Regions from separate parts of the Homo sapiens genome. Here all the other regions are linked to region 2. The links are chromatin loops, found by intact Hi-C in ENCODE. Cell type or tissue: Calu3. All regions are shown on one strand.

Region 1 (8,000 bases), 630 kb after region 2:
TCCTGGGAGAAGGCTGTGTGTTGGAAGAATGAATGAATGATTTTGAGAGGTGGCCCATGCATGGGTTGGTCTCTCTTTCTGACAAAAGGAAAACTGCAGGCCAGCAGGGCTAAGGGATGGGCCCAGGGCTTTGGGGGAGGCAGGGCAGAGGCTCCTGTTTCTTAACCCCTGTACTTCCCAGCGGGCCACTCGGCCCTGACTGCTCCTTGGGCTTAGAGAACAAAAGCAAAAGACCCCAGAGTCCTCATCCGTCTCATGATTCTCCACCAACCTCCATCCCCAGATATACTTTGTCTTGAAAGCCACTTGGGGCCCCAAAATTGGGGCAGCAGAGAGCCAGCCCCATCTTGGACACTAGCTATGCTTCCCTGAGGGGGCCGGATTTCTGGAAGGCCTTAGTTGGGTTGGAGAGGGAATGGGCTGATGGTGTGAGCTTGTCTATTTCTCTGCTACATTCTGGGACCAATTACACTGATGAATTCTGGTCATCAGAGAGCATATCCAGCAAGGTTTCTGGAAAGGAAGGCAGACAGGCACTGTATTAGTCCATTTTCATGCTGCTGATAAAGACATACCCAAGACTGGGTGATTTATAAGGAAAAAGAGGTTTAATGGAGACTCACAGTTCCACGTGGCTGGGGAGGCCTCATAATTATGGCAGAAGGCAAAAGGCACGTCTTACACGGTGGCAGACGAGACAGAAAATGAGAGCCAAGCTAAAGAGGAAGCCCCTTATAAAACCATCAGATTTCGGGAGACTTATTCTCCACCACAAGAACAGTATGGGGGAAACTGCCCCCATGATTCAATTATCTCCCACAACATGTGAAAATTATGGGAGCTACAATTCAAAATGAGATTTGGGTGGGGACAGAGCCAAACCATGTCAGGCACTGAGGAGGCAGCAGCTGGCCAGACTGGCAGCCTGGAATGGTGATAGCAGTGGAAACAGGTGCAAGGAGGCCACAGTGAGGGAGAGGCTTTCCCTCCCAGGGAACATGGGTGCCTGCCAGCAGGCCGCCTGGCATGATGGGGGCGGGTGAGCAGCTGGCATGGTAGGTAGCCGGTGCACTTGGGGCCACTGTGTGCATGGCCATATTAGGTGCTTTACCAGCAACATCTCATTTTCCTCTCAAGTAACCCTTTTGAGACAGGGCCAACATCATTCCATTGCACAGAGGAGGCCTCAGCTCAGGGATGAGAAGCAGAGCACCCAGTCTGCCATGGAAGCTGGGGACCTTGGGAAGACTGTTAAATGGGCCCCTGGGCCTCCCACTGCACCACACTGTCCCTTGACAGCCACAGTCACAAGTCTAAGCCACATTGACAACAGTGGAGGGGGCTGCTCTGGACTGAATTGTGTCCCCCCGAAACTTGTATGTTGAAGCCCTAACACCCAATGTGGCTGTATCTGGAGATAGAGTCTTTAAGAGGTAATTAAGGTTAAGTGAGGTCATAAGGGAGGGCTGTAATCTTGTAGGATTTTGGCCTTGTACGAAGAGGAACAGAGGGAGATCTCTGTCCCCTCCATGGGCACACATGGAGGAAAGGCCATATGAGGACATAGAGAGAAGGCAGTCTCTACAGGGAGGAAGAGGGCCCGCGCCGGAACCTGACCAACCATGCTGGCACCCTGATCTCAGACTTCCGAGCCTGTGGAACTAGAAGAAAATTAATTACTTTTGTTTAAGCCACCCAGTCTATGGTATTTTGTTAGGGCAGCCTGAGCTGACTAAGACCAGAGAGGAGGCAGAGAGGTCCCCTTCAACCAGTGGACTCCTTGTAGAGTCTCATGAAGGAGTAGGGTTGCCAGATAAAATACAGGATGCCCAGTTCAATTTGAATTTCAGATAAATATTAAATAATATTTTTAATATAAATATGTTCCAAATATTGCATGGGATATACTGGTACTAAATGATTATTTGTTGATTATATGAAGTTCAAATATATCTGGGTGTCCTGTATTTTTATTTGGTAAATCTAGCAACCCGAAGGAGCAGGCCTGTGCTCCTGTGCTTTATCCCTATTTGATTAAGCTGAGCAGCTCCCCCAAGGGTTCTGAGCTGGTGTAGGGCCTGGCTGGCAGTGGGACACAGGCACCCTGGTTCCAAGCCCTGGCCCTTTCCACACAGCTGCCACCTCTGAGAGCTAATTGCTGAACAAAGTTGCAACCTAACATCTGGGGCATGTGTCAAGCCACAACAGAGCCTGTCTTCCCTTTCATCAGGCAGGGCCGGGGGAGCTGCTGGAGCCATCAGAGGGAGGGAAAGCCCTCAACTCAAAGGCCACCTCACCAAGAATTCCAGCTCCCGCCCTCTAGATTCGCTTTTGGCTTTGTTTCTCAGACTCACTTGGCTTTGGGGACTGAGGTTGTACTTGTATGTAGTAAGAATATACTGTTTATTTTTTCCACTGGGGGGAAAATACCACCTCCATTAAACTGTGCATTACGCTTTTCTAAATCTTTTACATCTATCCATTAATTCTCATGGCAACCCTGTGAAATGCCTGTGTGTACTGTTATCCCCATATTGCAGACAGAAAAACTGAAGCACAAAGCACTCCTGACACAGATGGGAGTTGGCTTCTCAGCCTCTTTTCTGGCTCAAGGGTCTTGCCAGGCTACCACGGGGAGGGGAAAAAAATCACATAACATGAAATTGCTCTCAGATCTCAGAACATACATCTTGCCAAGCCGGAATCCAAAAAAACCGAGCCTCCCATTGCCCCAGATTCTGCCTTCTTCCCCTGCCTTTTCCCTGTAGGAAGAAGGATCGTAATGCACGGAAATAAACTTTCCTCCAGAGAGGCAGTCCCCATGAGTATCTTTAGGCCAACTCAACTTCTCCAATTCTTGCCCTTCTACTCCTTCTGTAGGCTTTCTGTTGCTGGGGTTCAGAGTTGATGTTCAAGGGATGTTTCACCCAAAGTTATCAAAAATGATGGGCACTGTGAACATTGGCATTTGGGAAAGATTCTCAGCCACAGGCAGAGAATGGAAAGCAATTTCAGGTGCCTCCTTTACTTCCCAACAGAAGAGCCCACTGGCCAAGACGTCTGGCCCACAACTAAGGCCTCCTGGCCAACAGTTCCAAGGATTGGTGATGAGGTTGCTGTGGAGGGAAAGCCAACCCTGCCACTCTGTGTAGGAGGAGGCCAGGCTGGCTGCAGCATATCTTCCTTCTTGTGTGTGTCTGGCATGTGAGCACAGCACATGGTCCTGTGGTTTTGCGTGGCTTTCCCTGTCCACCACGCATTTCATTTCGTGTGTGTGTGTGTGTGTGTGTGTGCTGGGAGTGGGAGGCCGCTGTGGTTCCATAACCCAGCTTCTCTCTGAGACAGCTCAGACAGGCCTGGGGCTGGGCTTCCTGCCTCGTGGGGAGGTGGGAGGCGAAGCCTGGAGACACTCTTCCTGTGTCAGGGCAGGTGAAGCATGTGTGTGAACAGCACTGAATCAGCTGTCAAGGCAGTCTACTGCGGCCAGCTGGGCCTGTCCTCCAGAGACAGAAAGAACCAGCGGACCTCGACCCTCAAGCCCATTTCAACCATCAGGAGAACTTGGAGGAGGAGCAGTGTTTTGAATCAAGTGTTTCACAATTAAGAGCAGGGTGAAGTGCACAGTGATTACAAGAGCTTCCCGGCTGTGCCCCTCTCCCATTCCCACCGCTGCTGGAGGGACCTGTCCAGGGGCTGCCCCTTCTTAGATGGAGATTGAGAATCCATAAATATTCCCTGATGGCTGCAGAACTGGGTTCAGATTCAGTGTCCAGGCACTGAAGGCCCCCTCAGTCTGGCCCTGTCTTCACCTTCTGGCCACATGGGCCAGATCCCACTCGCTGACACTTCCCAATCACTATGCTTGTGTGAGTCCCACTCGCTCTCACACCCTTAACCCTGACTACCTGGCTCAAGGCCCATGTCTCCCTCCCACCCTGCTGTCATCTTCCTGGCACTTTCTGCCCACACCAGCCACTTTGTACATGTCCCAAGGCTGTCCAAAGGTGTTATCTTTTTGTGATAACCACATCTCACAGGTGGCTAGAGATTTCCAACAGACAAAGCACATCCACAAGACACATCATTTATTTCTCACTGCAACCCTACAAAGTAGGGATTACTGTCCCCACTCTGCAGATGAGCCTCAGAGGAGTTACCGCAGTGACTCTGACTTTAAATTACTGGTTTGTGGAGGCTGAGCTTGCGTTACAGATTTGATGGGCTCCTGACGCAGGCTCTCTCCTCTACCACACCCTGAAATTCATGGCAAAGGCCTGTGGGCACAGGTGGGGTTACCAAGTGCCAGACTAGATGGGAGGGAAATGTGGCCCCCACCTCATGGAAAAGTAAGTCTCCCCAAAGAAATGGTTGTGGAGATTTATCACTAAATTTACAGCATTAGAAAGAGGGGTTTGCATGCCCAGATGTAGCCTTGGGTATTTAGGAACTAGACAGGGTCTTGCAGCAAAGTCACCCTCTCTCCTAGAACGGGTGCTGTTGGCTCCCACAGCCCCCTCTGTCCTGAGAGACCCTATGCCTCTGTGGCAGGAAGGAGAGAGGGTGGAGGGTCTGTCTGCAGTGCCAGTGGAGAAGGTAGCATGAGGCTGCATGAAAAGGAGAATGCATTCTGTCTCTGTGTGAGTCCAAGAGATGCGGAACACGGAGCCGGGCTGCCCCAGCTCCACTGAGGGCGTGGCCCGGAAGGGCAGCCTAAGGTTTAATCGCCAGAGAGGACGCCTTGCTCCAGCGTTTGGCTCCCCACGGCGGTCCCACAGCGCCACCTAGCGGCCCCCCCGCCAGGAGAACACGCGTCCCTCACTACGCGGAGGAGGGCGCTGTCCAGGAATCTGGAGCACCTCTGAACTTGCTAGGTGCTTGCATGCCGCCTCCAGTGCCTGCCGCTTGGCCCACACATGCCTTGTCCACGCTGTCCCTGCTCCTTACCTGCACCCAAGATGACCATCCCCGCCCTTCCTCTCTCAAGTGATTTTGGGGAACAAATGAAAAGGCCGTAATGTAAAATGGTAAAGCGCTCTGCAAAGGTAGTACTGGGTACCACTCACTGAGAATCTTCTCTGCACCCCACGCTGCTAGACATGTCATGAGGATTATCACTAAGCCCCGTGGCAACACTGAAAGGTGGGGATTATCAAGCCCATTTTACAAAAGAGAAATTGAATTTCAGAGAAGTGGAGTAACACATACAAATTCACCCTACTAGTACAAGACAGAGCCGGGATTCACATTAATTTCAAAGCCTGTGGGTCTCTGGCTCCCCTGGGAAGAACCATTGCTATTATCATCACTGTATTCTTAGAGCTGCTGCTGCTGCTGCTGCAGTGGAAGAACACAGCCCCTTCCAACACACAGATATGGGTTCAAGCCACTTGCCACTCAGCAGCTGTTAGGGCTTGGACAGGCCACATACCACCCCACAGCCTCACCTCACACCTCCTTCCCAGAAGTGTCCTGCCCTCTTGCCACACCTCAATTATGTCTTCCTCTAGGGAGGTCTCCCCCACTGAGCACCCAGCTCTCAGGGTGAGGGGGCTTGTTGTCCCCAGATCTGCAGCCCTGCTAGGAGCCCCAAACTATCTGATGCCAGGCTCTCATGCTGTCCCCATCATTACCCACTCCTGTGTCAATATCACCTCCCCTCAGCTGGGCTGGGGCCTCCTCACAGTACACAGGCCCAACATGCGGCAGCACTCTACAGGAACTCTGCAGGGCGGTCTAGAAACATGCCCACACGCTCTTTCACACTTGTCCCTTCAAAAAGTGGAGTCTAATTCATCTCTCCTTGAATACTGGCCAGCTTTAGCAACTAGCTTCTACTGAATAAAGTGAGATGGGAGTGATGCTGTGTGATTTCCAAGACGAGGTTAGAACAGGTGATATGGCTTTGGACTGGCTCTCTATCTCCTGAGATGCCGACTTTTGGAATCCAGCCACCAGGATATGAAGAAGTGCAGGCCACACAGAGAAGCCACGTGTAGGTATTCTGCCTGACAGCCCCCACTGAGATCTCAGCTGACAGCCAACATCAACTGGCACACATGTGACAAATAAGCCTTTGGATGATCACAGGCACAGCCTTTGAGCTACTCCAGCTGGTACAAGAGAGGGCAGAGATGAGCTGTCCCCACCAAGCCCTACCCAAATTTCAGATTCACGAGCAAAATAAATGCTGCCAAGTTTTGGAGAGTTGGTTACAGTGCAGTGGACAACCAGAACATTCTGCTAACTTGCACAATTGTGAGCAGCCACTAAGTACTGAGCACACACAAGGATGAACTGTGGGCTCTGTCCGCCCCCCAGATCATCATCGTTGCTGTTCTCCAGTCCTTAGAAGGGCTGGTTCTTCTCATCTTTGCCTGGAGGCCTGGGCCCTGCTCTGCTAATTCTACTCATCATTATTTATTTATTCATTTATTCGATGGGGTATTTTTTTTTTTTTGAGACGGAGTCTTGCTGTGTCACCCAGGCTGGAGTGCAGTGGCACGATCTTGGCTCACTGCAACCTCCGCCTCCCAGGTTCAAGTGATCCTCCTGCTTCAGCCTCCCGAGTAGGTGGGATTACAGGTGCGTGCCACCATGCCCGGCTAATTTTTGTATTTTTAGTAGAAATGGGGTTTCACCATGTTGGCCAGGCTGGTCTCACGCTCCTGACCTCAGGTGATCTGTCTGCCTTGGCCTCCCAAAGTGCTGGACTGACAGGCATGAGCCACCGCACCTGACCCATTTATTCAATGGCTATTTCTTGAGCTTCTACTATGTGTCAAACACACTGATGTCTACTGAAGATATAGTGCTAAAGGCTCTGCCCTTATGGAGCCTTTAGCCAGGAAGGTAAAATAGATAATAACCAAGTAAACTAACAATTATTTAATTAAACTCTTCATAAGCACTATCAATGCAGGGCTAGGATACTATGACAGCATGTAACAGGGGAACCTGCTTAGTCTTGCTGCTCACGTCTCTGCAGCCCGCCTCATCCTTTAGCTCACTCCAACCACTCATTAGGAAATCCTCTGCCATGGAGACCCTCCATCCTAGACATTCAGTGGCAGTTCCAATTTCCTGGAATGTCATGCTTTTTATAATTGCTTCATGATTTGTATTAGTTTGTGAGTCCTCATCAACTATAGTTTTTAAACCAGAAGAAAAATATCCTTTGAAAATTCTAGGTCTAGAAAATGCATGGCCTGCAATCTTAAATTACTCCTTAATGGTATCATTGAGGTGTTTTTGTCCCGCCAACTTCATTGAGGAGGACTTCCACTTCCAACCAAGATAGAGGAACAGGGACCAGACTTACCTGAAATAAGGAAACGAAACAGGCAAAATATATAAAACTTGTTTTTAAGATACTGGACAGTGGCTTGAAATGAAGGTCAGTGATTCCTGAAAGAGAGGATACAAACAAGAGGATCCCTACTATTTTCACAACTTACTGCCTTGAGGGACTTTCCAGGCGATGGCACAGAGAGGGGAATCCAGGCAGAGCCTAGAAAACTCCCTGCATTCAGGAGATAACACTGAGTGCTCAGGGAGACCAAGGTGGCTAGGGTTTGCTAATCAGAGTACCAAAGAGACAGAGCGCTACACAGACAGGGAACTCAGGATCTGCAAAGGGTCCTCATCAATTACTCAGCAGAGTACTGATCAGAGCATGTGTATGAAGAAACTGCCTGAAAGCTGTGGGTCAGGGAAGGCATCCAGGAGGATTAGGAACAGTGGACAGAACACACACATAGAGTGCTGAAAATAGTGCCTGGTTCCACCAACAAGAATGGAACAACTCCTAAATTATGGGGCATTGGGTAGAATCTTTGTAAAGTCTTGCCTTAGTAATGGGAAATAAATAGCCCTAGATGGAGCTATTTATTTAAATGGCTCAACAAATTGTGAAGGAATATCCAAAAAGAGCAAATGTTTCCAATTTGCTAACTACACTCTGGACAAGAATATCTATAAGAATACCAAAAAATGCAGCACCC
Region 2 (8,000 bases):
AATAAAAACCGTTTATATTTTATTATTTAATTCTACAAGTTATTCAATCTATAATTATGGCAAGCCCTCCCCCAAAAGTCAACAATATCTAAATGAGTATCTACCAGCTAAGTTAAAAGGCATTTTCTCATATCAAGCAAAAGTAAATAAAAGTTAACTAATTTTTTAAAAATTAGCTTAATTTTTTCAGTTGTTTTACATTTGAAAAATATTTTTGCGAAAACAATACTTTTGAATGATTTTTTAAAATTTAATTACTCTATTATTAGCATATATTTATATAAATTGTTAACTTTTTTCTGAGACAGTTTCACTCTTGTTGCCCAGGATGGAGTACAATAGTGCAATCTTGGCTCACTACAACCTCTCCTTCCTGGATTCAAGCCTCCTCCCAGATTCTCCTGCCTCAGCCTCCCGAGTAGCTGGGATTACAGGTGCCTGCCACTATGCCCAGCTAATTTTTTGTATTTTTTTTTTTTTTTTTTTTTTTGAGATGGGGTTTCACCATGTTGGCCAGGCTGGTCTTGAACTCCTGACGTCAGGTGATCCACCCACCTTGGCCCCAAAGTTCTGGGATTACAGGCATGAGCCACTGCACTCAGCATAAATTGTTAACTTATATATGTAATTTGACACATTAGAATTCACCTACGTGAATAAATTACATAGTTACTTAGCAAATACAGTGGAATGCCTAGTAATTTTTAAATTTTAACCTTTTTTTTTTTTTTTGTAAGAGATAGGGTCTCATTCTGTTGTCCAGCCTGGAGTGCAGTGGCACTATCGTACCTCACTGCAGCCTTGAACTCCTGGGTACAAGCAATCCTCCCAACTCAGCCTCCTGAGTAGCTAGGACTACAGGAACACGCCACCATGCCCAGCTAATTTTATTTCATTTATTTATTCTTGTAGAGATAGGGTCTCGCTATGTTGCTGGTCTCAAATTCCTAGACTCAAGTGATCCTCCTGCCTCTGCTTCCCAAAGTGCTGGGATTACAGGCTTGAGCCACCATACCCAGCCTAAATTTTAACTTTAAACTTAAGTTTTACTTAGCTATTCTTAACCCTATATTGAATAAGGCTAGCTCTTTTTTTATGTATAAAGCACAGATACAAATACGTACATGAAAAGATGTACCATGTATCTACGGAATCAAAATCTCATGGGTTATTGGGGGGAAAAGGGTCTATAAAAGCTCCTAAAGGTATAGTGATGAAAACAGGTTGAGAAATACTGATATAAAGACATAAAGCACCAACCTCATCCCCAATTTTTCTCACTAATAGATCCCCCCTCCCTGCTTTGCCAAAGGCCCTAATGGACCAGCAGTCTTCTTTATGAGCAGAAGAGTTGGGAAGAGACCATTTCCTGGGTTTTGAAATAGCAGTAATAAAAAAAACTCCTCATATCTCCAGTTAATACTTGGAATACACTGCCCATAAATAACACTGAAAAGGAGAGATAAGATTATGTAATACTAGAGGTTCAACAATGTTGTGGTTAAAAACAACTCTACCATTGGAAAGTAATGACTTTGGTAAGATTATTTATAATTATTAAAAATTAAATCATGTAAGTGTAAAATTAAATAAATTGCCAAAACTCACCAAACCTCTCTATAAGACAGCTTTTAAGAGTACAGCAAGAAATTCTTTCCATTGTGATTCTAATGAAATAATATGATGCATTTCTTAGATATGTACTCAGCACTAGACACTATCCAAAAGAAACAGGCAAATGTGTCAACTAAAAAAATGCTTAGATCTTGTTTTCCATTACTGAAGGTTCATGGAAAACGAATCCTGAATTTAGATAATACATCAGTGGCTAGAAGACAATAACTATTCTACAGCAATTAAAATAAAATAGTTCCTTTTCAGTCTAATTTGGTCTAAGGTGGAAACAAGTTTAATCGAGGTACACACAATAATATAATTATATAACATGTCTCCAAAGATTTATTTATTTATTTATTTATTTATTTATTTGAGACAGGGTCTCCCTCTGTCACCCAGGCTAGAATACAATGGCACAATCTTGGCTCACTGCAACCTCAGCCTCCCGGGCTCGAATGATCCTCCTGTCCCAACCTCCCGAGTAGCTGGAACAGGCGTGCACCACCATGTCTGGTTAATTTTTGTATTTGTTGTAGAGACAAGGTTTTGCCATGTTGCCCAGGCTGGTCTTAAATTGCTGAGCTGGTCTCAACCTCCTGATCTGCCCACCTCAGCCTCCCAAAGTGCTGGGATTACAGACATGAGCCACAGACCCCAGCCATTTTATTTTTTTGAGACAAGGTCTCACTCTATTGCCCAGGGTAGAGTGCAATGGCATTTGGTTCACTGCAGCCTCAACCTCCCAGATTCCAACAATTCTCCCATTTCAGCCACTCAAGTAGCTAGGACTACAGGCACATGCCAGCATGTCCAGCTAATGTTTGTATTTTTTGTAGAGATGGGGTTTCACCATGTTGCCCAGGCTGGTCTGGAACTCCTGAGCTCAAGCGATCCACCTGCCTTGGCCTCCCAAAGTGCTGGGATTAGAGGTGTGTGCTACCATGCCTGGCTCCAAAGATCTTTAGACACTAAAAGTAAACACAAAAGAAATCCTTTCTACTCTTAAATTGAGAAGTGAAACAATAAATCCAAAGATTTTTAAAATGCATATAATTAAGATAAATCTGTATTTCTTCACTAAATTTTTAGTCACTATAGATTTACTAAGACTACATACTAGAGAGATTCATTGAACTGAAATAAGTAACATGAAAAAATTTGGTTATTTTAGTAGACCAAATTTATTTGTTCTGATTAAAAAACCCATTTCAAAGGTCTTTCTATTGAGCACTGGTGGGTTGTTTGAATTGAATAAATGCCAGTGCTTTTTGGCAGGGTCTTGAAAATTAAATCAGGGAACTAAAATTTGGTGGGTTTCTGAAGCAAAATGGTCTTTTTTCTATTCTGTCAAAACGCATACATTCAGCAATACTGGACAACTGAAATGAATGTTAAAATTGACCTGAATGATATATTATCTAAAATATTATTCTCTGTAATAGATGTAATTTTCAAACAATGGACATTCATTCTAGAACAGTCATTGCAAAGAGTCTAAAAGATTTAAAACTCTGGAGTTCACTGATGAAGCTGGTAGAAGGTACCCACGTCTTAGAAAGTGGTACTTTTGATAGATAATTGTCCCAAGATCAATGTTTCAATTGTATTTGGTGAAAGGTATGGCAATCCTACCCAAAATCTGAGATTTTTAAATTCTGGAAATGTTCTGGTCCATTACTTGGAGTATAAGAGTTTAAAACCTCAAAATTTCTCCTGCTTAAATTATCCTATCTATGAAAATATACCTATGAGAAAAGGATACTTTATGTGAATCCAACCAAGTACCATACACCCAAAAAAAGTTATAGAAACGATCTTTTGTTACCTGAGCAACATCCTCAAGTTTATTCCACTTGATTGACAGCAGTAATTTTGGCAGTGATTGTGGGAAAATCTCTCGGCAGTCTTGTCGCAAAGTCCAAATAAGATCCATTTCATTTTCACACAGTTGAGACAAGGGATCCCTGTCCAAGATTTCTTTCAATACAGGAAGAAACTTTTTTCCACCTCGACTCTAAAAAAGTAAAATGCTCATTATAGAATTTAATTGTGCAAACACCACAGCGAACTTTCAGTAAATTTATATATATTTATATATAATAAATGAACCTAAGTATGTGAGATACAAAAATATAATTCCATAAAAAAAAAAAAAAGGTAGATCCTTTAATAATTTCTAAGCTAAGGATGAAGAGATTCTTAAAACAGTTTCTAAAAATCTAAAAATGTAAACTGTGCAAACACTGGGTGGCAGTATTGCTTTTTGGATAAAAATCCAAGTCAGGCCAGGCAAGGTGGCTCACGCCTGTAATCCCAACACTTTGGGAGGCCAATGTGGGTGGGTGGACTGCCTGAGGTCAGGAGTTTGAGACTAGCCTGGGCAACGTGGTGAAAACCCGTCTTTACAAAAAATACAAAATACAAAAAAAAAAGGATAATGAGGTGGAGACTAAGAAGACAGTTATAAGACTAGAAGACTGATTACAAACAGGGGATTGAGCAAATAAGTAAATACACCAAAGTTAACAGAAATCCAGATTTCTCATCATTAGAAAAGGGAATTACAAATATGAAAAGACAAAGACTAGAAAATATACAGTGGGAATGGATCCATATTAGAGGTATTGATGAGAACTCATGGTCTTTAATAGATGGATAAATAAATATATCTCTGTGTATGTTTATTTTCCCAAACATATGGAGGTAAACAAATATATACTGTCTAGCTCTGTTTCACAAAAGGGCCTGGAAGCAACTGCACCCCTGCATTCTCCAAGGAGCACTTACTTACTTTATACCCAGGGGCAATGAGCATATCCAGGGCCTAGATCTTACACAGGCCAGGTATGGTGGCTCACGCCTGTAATCCCAGCACTTTGTGAGGCTAAGGCAGGAAGACTGCTTGAGCCCCGGAGTTCAAGAACAGCCTGGGCAACAAAGTGAGACCCCTAATTCTACTAAAAAAAATAGAAATTAAAAAAAAATTTTTAAATAGCTAGGTATAGTGGCATGTGCTTGCAGTTCTAGCTACTCAGGAGGCTGAGGTGGGAGGATCACTTGAGCTCAGGAGGTTGAGGCTGCAGTGAGCCATGATCGTGTCACTGCACTCCAGTCTGGGCAACAAAGCGAGACACTGTCAATCCATTCCATCCGTTTGTTTATCCGTCCGTCCATCCATCCATCCATCCATCCCTACATACTTTTCACAAATAAAAGGAATAAACTGAATATAAAAAATGAAACTCTCCGGAGAAATGCCTGATTCCAAGGCTGGGGTAGGGAAAGTACTAGATGAGTGTGGAATACGCTGTTGTATCGGAAAGAAAGAAATGCTCAAAGAATGATAGGGACAAAGCAAAAAGAGACAAGAGACAGCTTAAATGGGCTCCCATGAGCCAGATCTGGGATAAATTAAACATTAAGATAAATGACAGTAACTAATTACAAATCATCGAATAAATGGAAATCACAAATCCATCTCCTATAAGTTAAAAAAAAGAAGAAAGAAAAAAGAGATGAATGGGGGAGAAGAGGAGTTCAAGGCTGCAGTGAGCTATGACTGTACCATTGCACTCCAGCCCGGGCAACAGAGCAAGACCCTGACTCTAAAAAGATAGATAGATAGATAGATAGATAGATAGATAGATAGATAGATAGATAGATAGAGATAGAGTAGAAGAAAAGCCTCTAACCTATGTTATAAGCCAACTAATAAATCCAAAACGAAAAGCAAGATTTAAAATTGGCAACCCACTGCAGTAACACTGATTCAAGGAAGATGTATTAGTGAATGCAAAAAGAAGTGGGTGACAGCTTGATCTGAAATAGAATGTTTACTTAGTGTCAAAATACGCCCCCACAAAACCTTTATTTATTAACTTTATACTAGAAAAACCTAGCAGACACCGTACTAACCAAGGGATAACAGTTAACTTCCAGAGTAGTGGTAAAAGCCGATATTGCCTCCTGATAAAATGCAGTAAGAAAACTACACCTTTACTTCTTTGATATTCACACTAAAAATGCATAACTGGGATCCTAAACATGACAAAACATCAGGCAAATCCAAACTGAGGGATATTCTATAAAATAATTGGCCTATAGTCTTCAGAAATGTCAGTCATTAAAGATTAAAAAAAAAAAAACAAAAAACAAACAAACAAAAAAACACTGAAGAACTGTTTCGGACTGAAGGAAGCTAAATATACCTGACAATGAAATGCAGCAAGTAACCAGAGATTGGATCCAAGACTTATAAAGCACATGACTGAGAAAACTGGCTAAATTTGAATAAAATCTGTAGATTATATAGAACTGAATCAGTATTATTTTCCTGACCTTCATGAATCTACTCAGGTTATGTATAAAAATGCCATTTTTTAAAGGAAATACTGAAGAATTAAGGGGTAAAAGGACATGATGTGGCCGGGCGTGGTGGCTGACGCCTGTAATCCCAGCACTTTGGGAGGCCGAGACGGGCAGATCACGGGGTCAAGAGATCGAGACCATCCTGGCCAACATGGTGAAACCCCATCTCTACTAAAATACAAAAAATTAGCTGGGCATGGTGGCGCATGCCTGTAGTCCCAGCTACTTGGGAGGCTGAGGCAGGGGAATCGCTTGAACCCGGGGTGGCAGAGACTGCAGTGAGCTGAGATCATGCCACTGCACTCCAGCCTGACAACAGAGTGAGACTCTGTCTCAAAAAAAAAAAAAAAAAGAAAAAGAAAAATCTAATAGATACTAGTAATTAATGCTATGGAATGTTAGAAAGGTATTTTTTAAAAAGTAGACCTATTCATACTCACATGACAATATCCACAAAGTATATTAAATGAAAAAAGTAGAAACTATATATATATATAGTTTTATATATGTATATATAGATCTCATTTATTTTAAAGGGGGAGATATTTACATATAAAGTTAGGATTGATAGCTACAAATTAAACTGTTTACAATTAGCTCTGGAGAGGAAGGTAGGTGGGAGTCACAGAGAGAAACTTTCATTTTTGGTTTACAATTTTTTTTTTTTTTTTTAAAGATACAGGGTCTTACTCTGTCATAACAGCCTCAACTTCCCAGGCTCAAGCTATCCTCCCACCTCAGCCTCCCAAGTAGCTGGGACTACAGGTCCATGCCACCACGCCCAGTTAATACTTTTTTTTTTTTTTGTAGAGATGGGGTCTCTCTGTATGGCCCAGGCTGCTCTCAAATTCCTGGGTTCAAGCAATCCTCCTACCTTGGCCTCTCAAAGTGCTGCGATTATAGGGGTGAGCCATCACACCCATCCTTACCATTTATTAATTGTACTTTGTGCCTAATAAAAAACAAACAAATTGTAAAGGTATATCAGACCTGGGCAAGATTACTGCATGCTCAGTGTGTAGCAAACTCTCTGATTTAGGTCAGGTACAAGTTTATGGTGGAAATAGTAAAAACTAATTCATTTATCTGAGGTTCAAGGAGCAATATTGTCTTATAAAGGGTAATGAGACAGGCACTTGAACCAAGACCTGCCTGTGTAACTATATCTCCTAAGCTTAAACTGTAATTATCTGTTTCAGTAATTGCCTAATAAGCTGATAAATTAACACCTGTAAGAAATTTGTTTTGTATCATTAAAGGTAACTGCTCTTGCAGTTGTCTCTTTTTAAAGTTTTTCTTTTATTTTTTAAATTTATACACAAACACACATTTTTTTACACTAGTCTCTGAGATTGCTTCCACTTTTATTTTACTGTTTTACTTTTTCAATAAACTCTTACTTCTTAGAGATTCCAGGCCATTCTCAAGTCTACATCCTCAGCAAGAAAAAGCAGTCAAACACAAGGATCCTATCACACCAGCCTCATCAATTGATCATGCAAATTTTTTTCAGGCCATATATATAATTTAAGCTATTAAAATTTGCACAATGTTTACAAATTAAATTATTATCTGAAACTGTCTCCAGAAACCTGAATAACACAAAACTTTGGGAAAAAAGACAGAGAGAGGAAGAATTTGGCTATTATGGTCCCAAACTGGCCCAGAGCCTTTCGTAAACTGTAAAGACTAGGAGTCTGGCACTACTGCTCTCTTTCCTAAGGTCAAGCATTCAAATTCAAAAGACAAAATTTAAGCCAAAAACACTAATAAGAAAGCAGTAGCAGATGACTCACACTGAGAAACTAGGGAAAGATTCTGAGAGCTCTAATGGCAAAGGAGAAGACAGCCTAGGCCAGACATTTCACCAACTGGCCAAAATTAAATAGTGCTTTGATTCTGTGAGAATGGGAAAAACATACACATTGTCTCCAGTTTGCCTCCTAGTCTCTATAACACTGCCATGCTACAGGTAGAATGACTTTGCTAAATAGACTTAAAAGTTGTAAACTGAT
Region 3 (8,000 bases), 220 kb before region 2:
AAAGTGTTCCTGAATATGGAATGTTCCCTACTCTTTCTGTTTAAATGAAGTCTCTCTGGTAGTAAAAAGATTTGAATGTTCAAATATTTTTTTGATCTGTTTTAATTCCAGCAGTTAAACATTCCTTGAGCCTGAGGACCTAAAGTTTCCTCTAAAGCTTGAAGCTCTTTGGCCTGTCTTCCCTCCTGCAACAAAACATAGGTGATGGGTAGAGGAGATACCCTCCCCTTCTCCACAAAGGCTTGTCCACCTATGTCCTTGGGGACAAGGGTGACTCTAATCACATTAATTGCTTTTGATGGGCCAGTGGTGGCAAGTCTCATCCCAAATATTTTTATTCTTAGAAGTCTGAATCTCATCAGCGTGTACCTTCTGCTTCAGGGTTCTAAAAAGACATTTCTAGCCAGCTTAGGAAAATATTACATCTCATAATTTTCCTGGCCAATAACTTTTTTAAAAAGGGTTACACTGAGTCCTCTTTGGGCCATATCTAAGAACTATTATGTTCCTTCAAGAGCTACACTTTGAGTTCATCAGTATCAAGAAAAGGGTATGAGGAAGAGAGACTATTCATTCAACATTTACTGAATGCTTTATGCCAGGCAGCATCCTATACTCTAGAGCCACACAAGTAAGAGATTTTGCCTTCAAAGGGAGCTCTGACATAATTATAAAAAGATGTCAAAATTGTGGTGTGGTAGCTACTACGTGGCTAAGGGATTAAAAAAAATTATGTGGGAATATATGAGGGAAGAGGTTTAACATTTGACTTTGACTTTTGTGACAAACCTAAATCTGTTACTAATTCTCAAAAGTATGACAGCAAGATAAGCCTGGACTATCTGGAAGGCAGAGTTGGCAGCCTCCACCCTAAAAATAAACCTAAAAGTAAGAGGTTTCCTCTGCCTTACTCCATAGGAGGTGGCCACTGTTTTCCATGCAACTGTAGCAAACCTAACTGCTCAGTGTTCTAGCCCTTAGCTGGTAAGAAAAAAACTGAGAAGGGGGTTGAGGTGGTCCTGTGAATAGGTACTGTTCAGGGTGAGGAGGGCCAGCTAAAAGAGTGGTAGCCAGGGGCAGGTGTGGTGGCTCACGCCTGTAATCCCAGCACTTTGGGAGGCTGCGGCAGGCAGATTATCTGAGGTCGGGAGTTTGAGACCAGCCTGACCAACATGGTGAAACCCTGTCTCTACTAAAAACACAAAAAATTAGCCAGGTGTGGTGGTGCATGCCTGTAATCCCAGCTACTCGGGAGGCTGAGGCAGAATTGATTGAACCCAGGAGGCAGAGGTTGCGGTGAGCCAAGATCGCGCCATTGCACTCCAGCCTGGGCGACAGAGCGAAACTCCGTCTCAAAAAGAAGAGTGGTAGCAAAGGTAGAATTGGAGAAAGATAGATGCAAACTAAGCCACAGCAGTCTGAGGCACTTCTAGGCAAACAGCCTCTTAATACTTCTGGATTTTGTGAACAACACTGGACAGTGATTATTTGTAATAATGATACATCGTGAGTAGTTATGAGCCAGTCCTGCTCTAGGTGCTCCTAATAGTCTGTACCTTTCTGTTTTAGTAGGGAAATGGATGAAGCACTTTAGATTTTCAAGAAAACTGAATGAAATGCATAATTCTCACTTCCTTTTTGCTTCCTAAAGATTTGAATTTTTTGTTCCCATGGAAGAAGTAAAGAAGAGGTCACTAGATGTTGCAGTGAAAAATAGTAGGCCACTTGGCTCACACAGAAGAAAGGAGTTAGGAAAAGTAAGTACAAGAGATATTTGATATACCAAGGAGATTATGATCAATTCGCCTTATCCCAATTTCTTTCCTTAATGCAGTGTTTTGGAGGGGAACTAATTATTTGTGATTATTTAGGTACTGATTGACTTATCAAAAGAAGATCTGATTAAGGGCTTTTCACAATGGTAAGTGTGCCCTTTCATTTTATCACTGTTATCCTGCTATTCAAGACAGTTTTCCCTTTTCAGTACTGTTTCAGCTCCTTTGGTTATCAAGAAGGGAGGGAGATGAACACCTTTATTTAAGGCTTTACTGCCTGCAGATCTCACTGATACCCTAAAAGACACCTGTAAACTCTAGCCTTAACCCTGAACCCTGGCTGGCCAACTTACAGAGAGACAGGTTCTGCTGGTCTTACAGAGGCCCAGGCAGGCAGGACTAGGCAGTTTGTCCTGTTACCACAACACACTGTCATTACTAACGTTAAGTCCAAACGTAACTGTCTTACAGGTATGAGCTGACTCCAAATGGACAGCCCAGAAGCTGATGATGAGAATTCTTATCACTCACCTTTATATTAAAATGTATATATATGTATATATTTTTTCCTTTGGATCACTTACATCCAATATATGTATATTTTGTCATTTAAATCAGAACAACCACTTGAAATTATATACATACAATTCTTGTGTGGAATTTAACTCCATGACTGAATAGCATAAGGAAGAGGTTATTTAAAAGCAAGAACTACTTTTTTTGGTTGGATTTTTTTGTTCAAGTCCAGAAAGAAATGTTATATTTGTGCCTACTAAATTATCCAAACCTCAGTGTTTATATACTTAAACAAGTGCCACTTTTTAGTAGGTAATTATATACCATCTGATTTAGGACTTACCTGAATGTATGTACCAGAAAGTGTCCTGCCTCTGGCATAGGGGCTGGGGGAGGTCTGTTTCTGGAGCCACTACCAGCATTCCTGGGCAGTGACTGGCCAAAGGGAAGTCACTTTTTTATGGAAATAGAAAGTGACCCAACTCAAAACTGCCAAGAGCTAACACTGCCAAAGCCCTTCTGGCTGCCACCTGTGGTACTTGTATGCCTGGATATTTGTTCTTTTATTTGACCTGGAGCTAAAAATGTATTTCCCTACTGGCAAAAATGTTATACTGATATACTTAAATACCTTGAGTTAAATACTCTTGTGTAGTCTAAGGGCCAAACTCCAGCGTGTAGCATTATTTCCATAGGAAAATGCAAACCAAGTTCCAAGCCCAGGTCTATGTCTGACTCTCATAGCAAAGCACTGGAGACTGCTGAAGAGTGTCACCATCAGAGAAAAGGAAGCTTTCAGATAAGTTTAGGCTATTCAACTTTTCTAAAGAGATGGTTGGTTCACCTAAATAACATGTTAAAAGCAAAGTATTAAATTATATGCTTAAACAAGCGCCTCTTTTACATTTCAGACTTTACAAGACCAAATATACTTCTCATCCCCTCCAACATTCCTGGACCTCCTCTTCTCTCTTACCAACACCAACACTACCTGCCGTCAGTTTTCTGTCTCTGCCTCTGCCTTCACTGCCACTTTTCTGAAGCAGGGCAACATTCGAGAACAAAGTTTTGTCATGTTACTCTTATTCCAGTTTCCTGCCATCTGATTCACATGCAGATGTTCTATTCCAGAGTAGTCCAAATACTATGCTCTGCTGACTCAAGTCATGTCTCAAACCTATTTCCTCTATTAAGTAAGTCAGTCAATCCATAGTGAAATGGACTCTTCCTACCGCCTGTAGCATTTACTGTTGATACTGAGTATTTTCCATTTTAATAGTTCCCAGCCTTTATAACACTAAGTTTTAAGAAATGTTGATTAGGCATCTGCTAAGGTTACATGCTAAGCAGCTACTTATATTGTATTTGGTATTTAATTTTGTTTATTCTCCAGTTGAACAGTAGGGAACAATTCAAGCTACTTGAATTGTTTTTCACCCTCACCATCCAAGACCGTGTTAAGTACATAGAAGATGCATGGTGAAATTCGTTTCTGCTGAGGTTTCTATTTTAAATGGCAAATTCTCATAATAAAATGGAGCATTGATGCCTACCCTGTCTACCTTATGATGGCATTCTAATTGCCCCCTAAATAGACAAGTGCCTTGAAAATGGAGAAGCACCAGAGAAATAAGGGAATGTATCATATGTACATCGAAACATTAGCAACCCTAAAACAGCTAATCAAAATGGCAGATAAGTGAAAACCTACCCCTCTTCTTCCAAACTTAAACCACAAACATTTATTTTAAACGTGGTCAATTGAACCGTTTTTACCTGTGTCAGGCAACACAGGTAAATACCTGGTGATGGTCTGAAGAGGAGTTAAAATGTTGAAGGGAACCAGAATTTTAGTACACAGCAGACAGGAGGCAAGGTTATATAGGCGCTGTGTGAGGGGCAGGGAGCCTGAAAAGTTGTTAATACCTTGGCTGCCACTGAGGACAAGAATTGGTTTTCAGCAGTGGGTGGAAACAATCAGCTAATATGCAGGAGCATAGGGTCTGAAGTTAACATCATCTTGGTACAGAAACCCCCAAACCTAAGACGGAATGTGAATATTGGTTTAGAACCTGGAAGCCTGTGAAGCCTTGATGGAGGCAACCATAAAATTGGCCCCACAGGGTTGCCACTCCCATCCAGGGCACATATGCGACAACTGCAGCAGATGGCTGTCACTAAAGGGAAACTCACGGGCAAAAATAAATTATGAAACAAAACAAAAACAGACTTTAAAAAAAATACAAAGTACACAGGAATATCAAACTGAAAAATAGCCATAGATAATATTTCAGCCAGAAGGAAAATGTACCAGTAAGGCAGAAATAGCATGTGAGAAGCAGTGGAAAGCAAAGAAATCCATAAAATACATTGGCAAACCTAAGCAAGTTTTGATGATGATTGTTCACAAGATATAAACAAATAACCAAAGATTTTTGCAAGGGTTCAGAAACATAGTAGAACTAAAATGTTAGTACTAACAACTAAGAAGGGGCAGCTAGGCTGATTAAGAAAGTAAGTATTCAAGACCATATCTTATTTAGGAAGCTAAAGATACTCATCTTAAAAATATAACTGTGTCAGTCACTAATTCATTACCTCTCAGCTTCAAATTGACGTCTGTCTCCTTTGCTGCTTTCCCGGCAGGCTGATGTTTGGCTTTGCCAATAGGGGGCGATGGAAGGACACTCTATAGCAGGAAGAAGGGGCTTTTCTTCTGATGTTTTCCATGGCTGCTAGCTAATTGGCATACAGAGCTGTTCTCAATCAATCACCTAAGTACCCCCACAGTTTACCCTTGGCTCATGGCCTTCATGTTTTATCAGCAGGCAACACCTTTTGGCAAGTTTCTTAGCCACAAGTGGGTTGCATGGTCCTATGGCTGCCAGCGGAAATCTAAATCTCAGCCTGGTAGGGAGGCACTTAGTTTCTAACTTCCTTTCTTGTTCACTCTCCCTTACCCCTGGGGGTAAGGATCTGCATCCTGAAGTTGATATTCTGTATCCCCTAGAGTCCACTTCTACCCCGTTTAGTAGTAAATACAAGAATTGCTAACTAGTAAAAGGTGGTTAAGTTTTTCATGTTTGGTTACCTGTGCAATGTGGTTTCTGTCTCCTAAGTATGTATTCAAAATTGCAAGATAACTATGAAAATAGAGTAATAGCAGAAAGCCAATAAAGTTGATATATACAACTTCCAAATTAGCAGTGAAGAAGAAAAGGTTATAAAGAAAAATCAACCCTGCAAAACGTAGGAGGGGAAAGCAAAGACATAGTAGACAATACAAAAGATGGTCAAGATACGTCTAAATATATTTGTAATTACAATAAACAACACTATTAAAATCTAGAATGTCAAAAGTAAAAAGCAGTTATATGCTGTTTATAAGAGGTTCACATGAAACAGAAATGTTGAAAGTAAAAAGATTAAAAGATCCATCCAAGAATCATTTAGATTTCTGTTTATATTAATGGCAGCAAACAATATATTAAGAAACAGATGCTCCCTATTGCCACTTCTGTTCAACAATGTATTGCAGCCTGAGTAATAATAGGGCAAAAATAGGTACATCTAACCAAAACTTCTATGTGCAGATGATATGATCATGAGCATGAAATCCAAGATAATCTAAATTGCTAGAATTAACCAGAAAGTCTTCAGCAAGCTTGCTTGATACAATGTTAAAAAAACTGTAGTTCTGTTCCCTAAGAGAAAATAAGTGCATAAAAATATCAATCTATATGAATACATTCAACAACCCCTATAAGAAAACTAAAACTTTTTAAATAAATGTTAAACCTAAAATGGAGAGCTATGCCACGTTTGAGGTTGGAAAACCCAACAAATGCCATTTCTCTCCAAATTAATTATATGTTTAATGAAAGCCCAATAAATCAACAGGTTGTGTGTGTAACTTGATAAGCAGATTCAATGTACATGGAACTACAAAAGGTAGAAAGCCGCCTACTCAACGCCAAAGTTCATTTTCAAGCTGTAATAACTAAGACAGAATGGTACTAGTGCAGGGAGCCAACTGGGCCAAAAGAACAGAAAAGAGCCCAGAAACAGACCCATTCACATATACTCAATTTATGACAGAGGTAGCACTGTGAACAAAGGGAAAAGATAGACTTTTCAATAAAAGGTGCTGGGACAATTGGATATTCATGTGAGAAAATACGAAATGGTCCTTTACTCATATCACATTAAAAAATCAATCAACTCCAGGTATATTAGACTGTGTAAAGCAAAACTATACAGCTGTAAGATAATATAGGAGAATAATTTCACAACTTGTGACTAAGGCAAGATTTCATAACACGCAAAGAGCACTAACTAAAAGACCACACATCTCTCCGTGAAAATTAGGTACTTCTGTTCATAAAAATAAACTATAGGCTGGTGCGGTGGCACACACTTTTAGTCCCAACTACTTGGAAGGCCGAGGTGGGAGGGACCACTTGAGCCCAGGTGTTCAAAGGCCAGCCTGGGCAACACAGTGAGATCCCATCTTTTTTTTTTTGAGATGGAGTCTCGCTCTGTCACCCAGGCTGGAGTGCAGTGGCATGATCTCAGCTCACTGCAACCTCTGCTTCCTGGGTTCAAGTGATTCTCCTGCCTCAGCCTCCTCAGTAGCTGGGACTACAGGCACATGCCACCATGCCAGGCTAATTTTTTGTATTTTTAGCAGAGACAGGGTTTCACTGTGTTAGCCAAGATGGTCTCGATCTCCTGACCTCGTGATCTGCCCGCCTCGGCCTCGCAAAGTGCTGGGATTACAGGCATGAGCCACCACGCCCGGCCGAGATCCCATCTCTTTAAAAAACAAAAAACAAAAAACAAACAAAAAAAACACTATGGGAGGGCCGGACACGGTGGCTCACACCTGTAATCCCAGCACTTTGGGAGGTCAAGGCAGGCGGATCACGAGGTCAGGAGATGGAGACCATCCTGGCTAACACAGTGAAACTCCACCTCTGCTAAAAATACAAAAAATTAGCAGGGCATGGTGGCACGCGCCTGTAGTCCCAGCTACTCAGGAGGCTGAGGCAGGAGAATCACTTGAACCCGGGAGGCGGAGGTTGCAGTGAGCCGAGATCCTGCCACTGCATGTCTCAAAAAAAAAAAAAAAACAAGAAAACAAAAACAAACACTATGGGAAAATGGAAAGATAGGTCACAGAATGGAAGAAGACATTTGTAACACATATAGCTGTCAAAGTGCTCATGTCCAGAATATATAAGTAACTTTTACAAATTACTAAGTTAATCCAATAGAAAAATGGGCAAAAGACACAGAAGCACTTCAAAAATGACATACAAAAGTCCAATAAACAAAGGAAAAGTTGCTTCATTAGTGATCATCAGGGAAATAAATAATATTAAAACGACAATAATAGCTCTATACATTGGCAAAAAGGATGTGGCAAAGTGGGAGGTTTCATGCATTGCTGTGGGAGGAGTATAAATGGGTACAACCACTTTGGAGAATAGTTTTGCATTTTCTCCTAAAGTTGAAGATAACATTCCCTACCAAAGTCACCACTCTGTACACCTCCAGAAGCTTCATTCATGTTGTTATCTATAGAAATGCTACTGCCTCAAGTTGTACAGTAGTACATGGCCTGTGTGGCTATACACATTTCCCCTTTGTTTCCCCTATGACCCAGTTGTATATATCTCAGTTCTGGATATATACTCTAGAAAACCT

Evidence for each region. A loop is a pair of places that touch in the nucleus more often than their neighbours do. Peaks named below come from ENCODE experiments on the same cell type or tissue, not always from the same donor. Only the 100,000 strongest peaks of a DNase experiment are listed, where the experiment ranks them.
Region 1: it touches region 2 in a loop (7-fold over the local background); 10 of 110 quality-filtered maps call a loop at or near these places.
Region 3: it touches region 2 in a loop (4-fold over the local background); 9 of 110 quality-filtered maps call a loop at or near these places.

The regions. Positions count from the first base shown.
Region 1 is chr3:139,324,735-139,332,734 of GRCh38, forward strand. All of the region lies in intron 1 of LOC124909439, which reads right to left. Among named protein-coding and RNA genes, the nearest start is that of MRPS22, 15 kb to the right of the region's middle. In Calu3, CTCF peaks have their summits at 4,784 (motif pointing left) and 4,990; a DNase peak (open chromatin) is centred at 4,777.
Region 2 is chr3:138,695,465-138,703,464 of GRCh38, forward strand. PIK3CB (phosphatidylinositol-4,5-bisphosphate 3-kinase catalytic subunit beta) reads right to left here. Exons shown (of 24, transcript NM_006219.3): 13 at 3,443-3,631. Among named protein-coding and RNA genes, the nearest start is that of FAIM, 91 kb to the left of the region's middle. In Calu3, no CTCF peak of the experiment used is centred here; a DNase peak (open chromatin) is centred at 3,897.
Region 3 is chr3:138,474,572-138,482,571 of GRCh38, forward strand. It overlaps ESYT3 (extended synaptotagmin 3), which reads left to right. Exons shown (of 23, transcript NM_031913.5): 21 at 1,652-1,757; 22 at 1,872-1,921; 23 at 2,247-5,354. The coding sequence ends at 2,283. Among named protein-coding and RNA genes, the nearest start is that of ESYT3, 44 kb to the left of the region's middle. In Calu3, CTCF peaks have their summits at 4,962 (motif pointing right) and 5,167; a DNase peak (open chromatin) is centred at 4,950.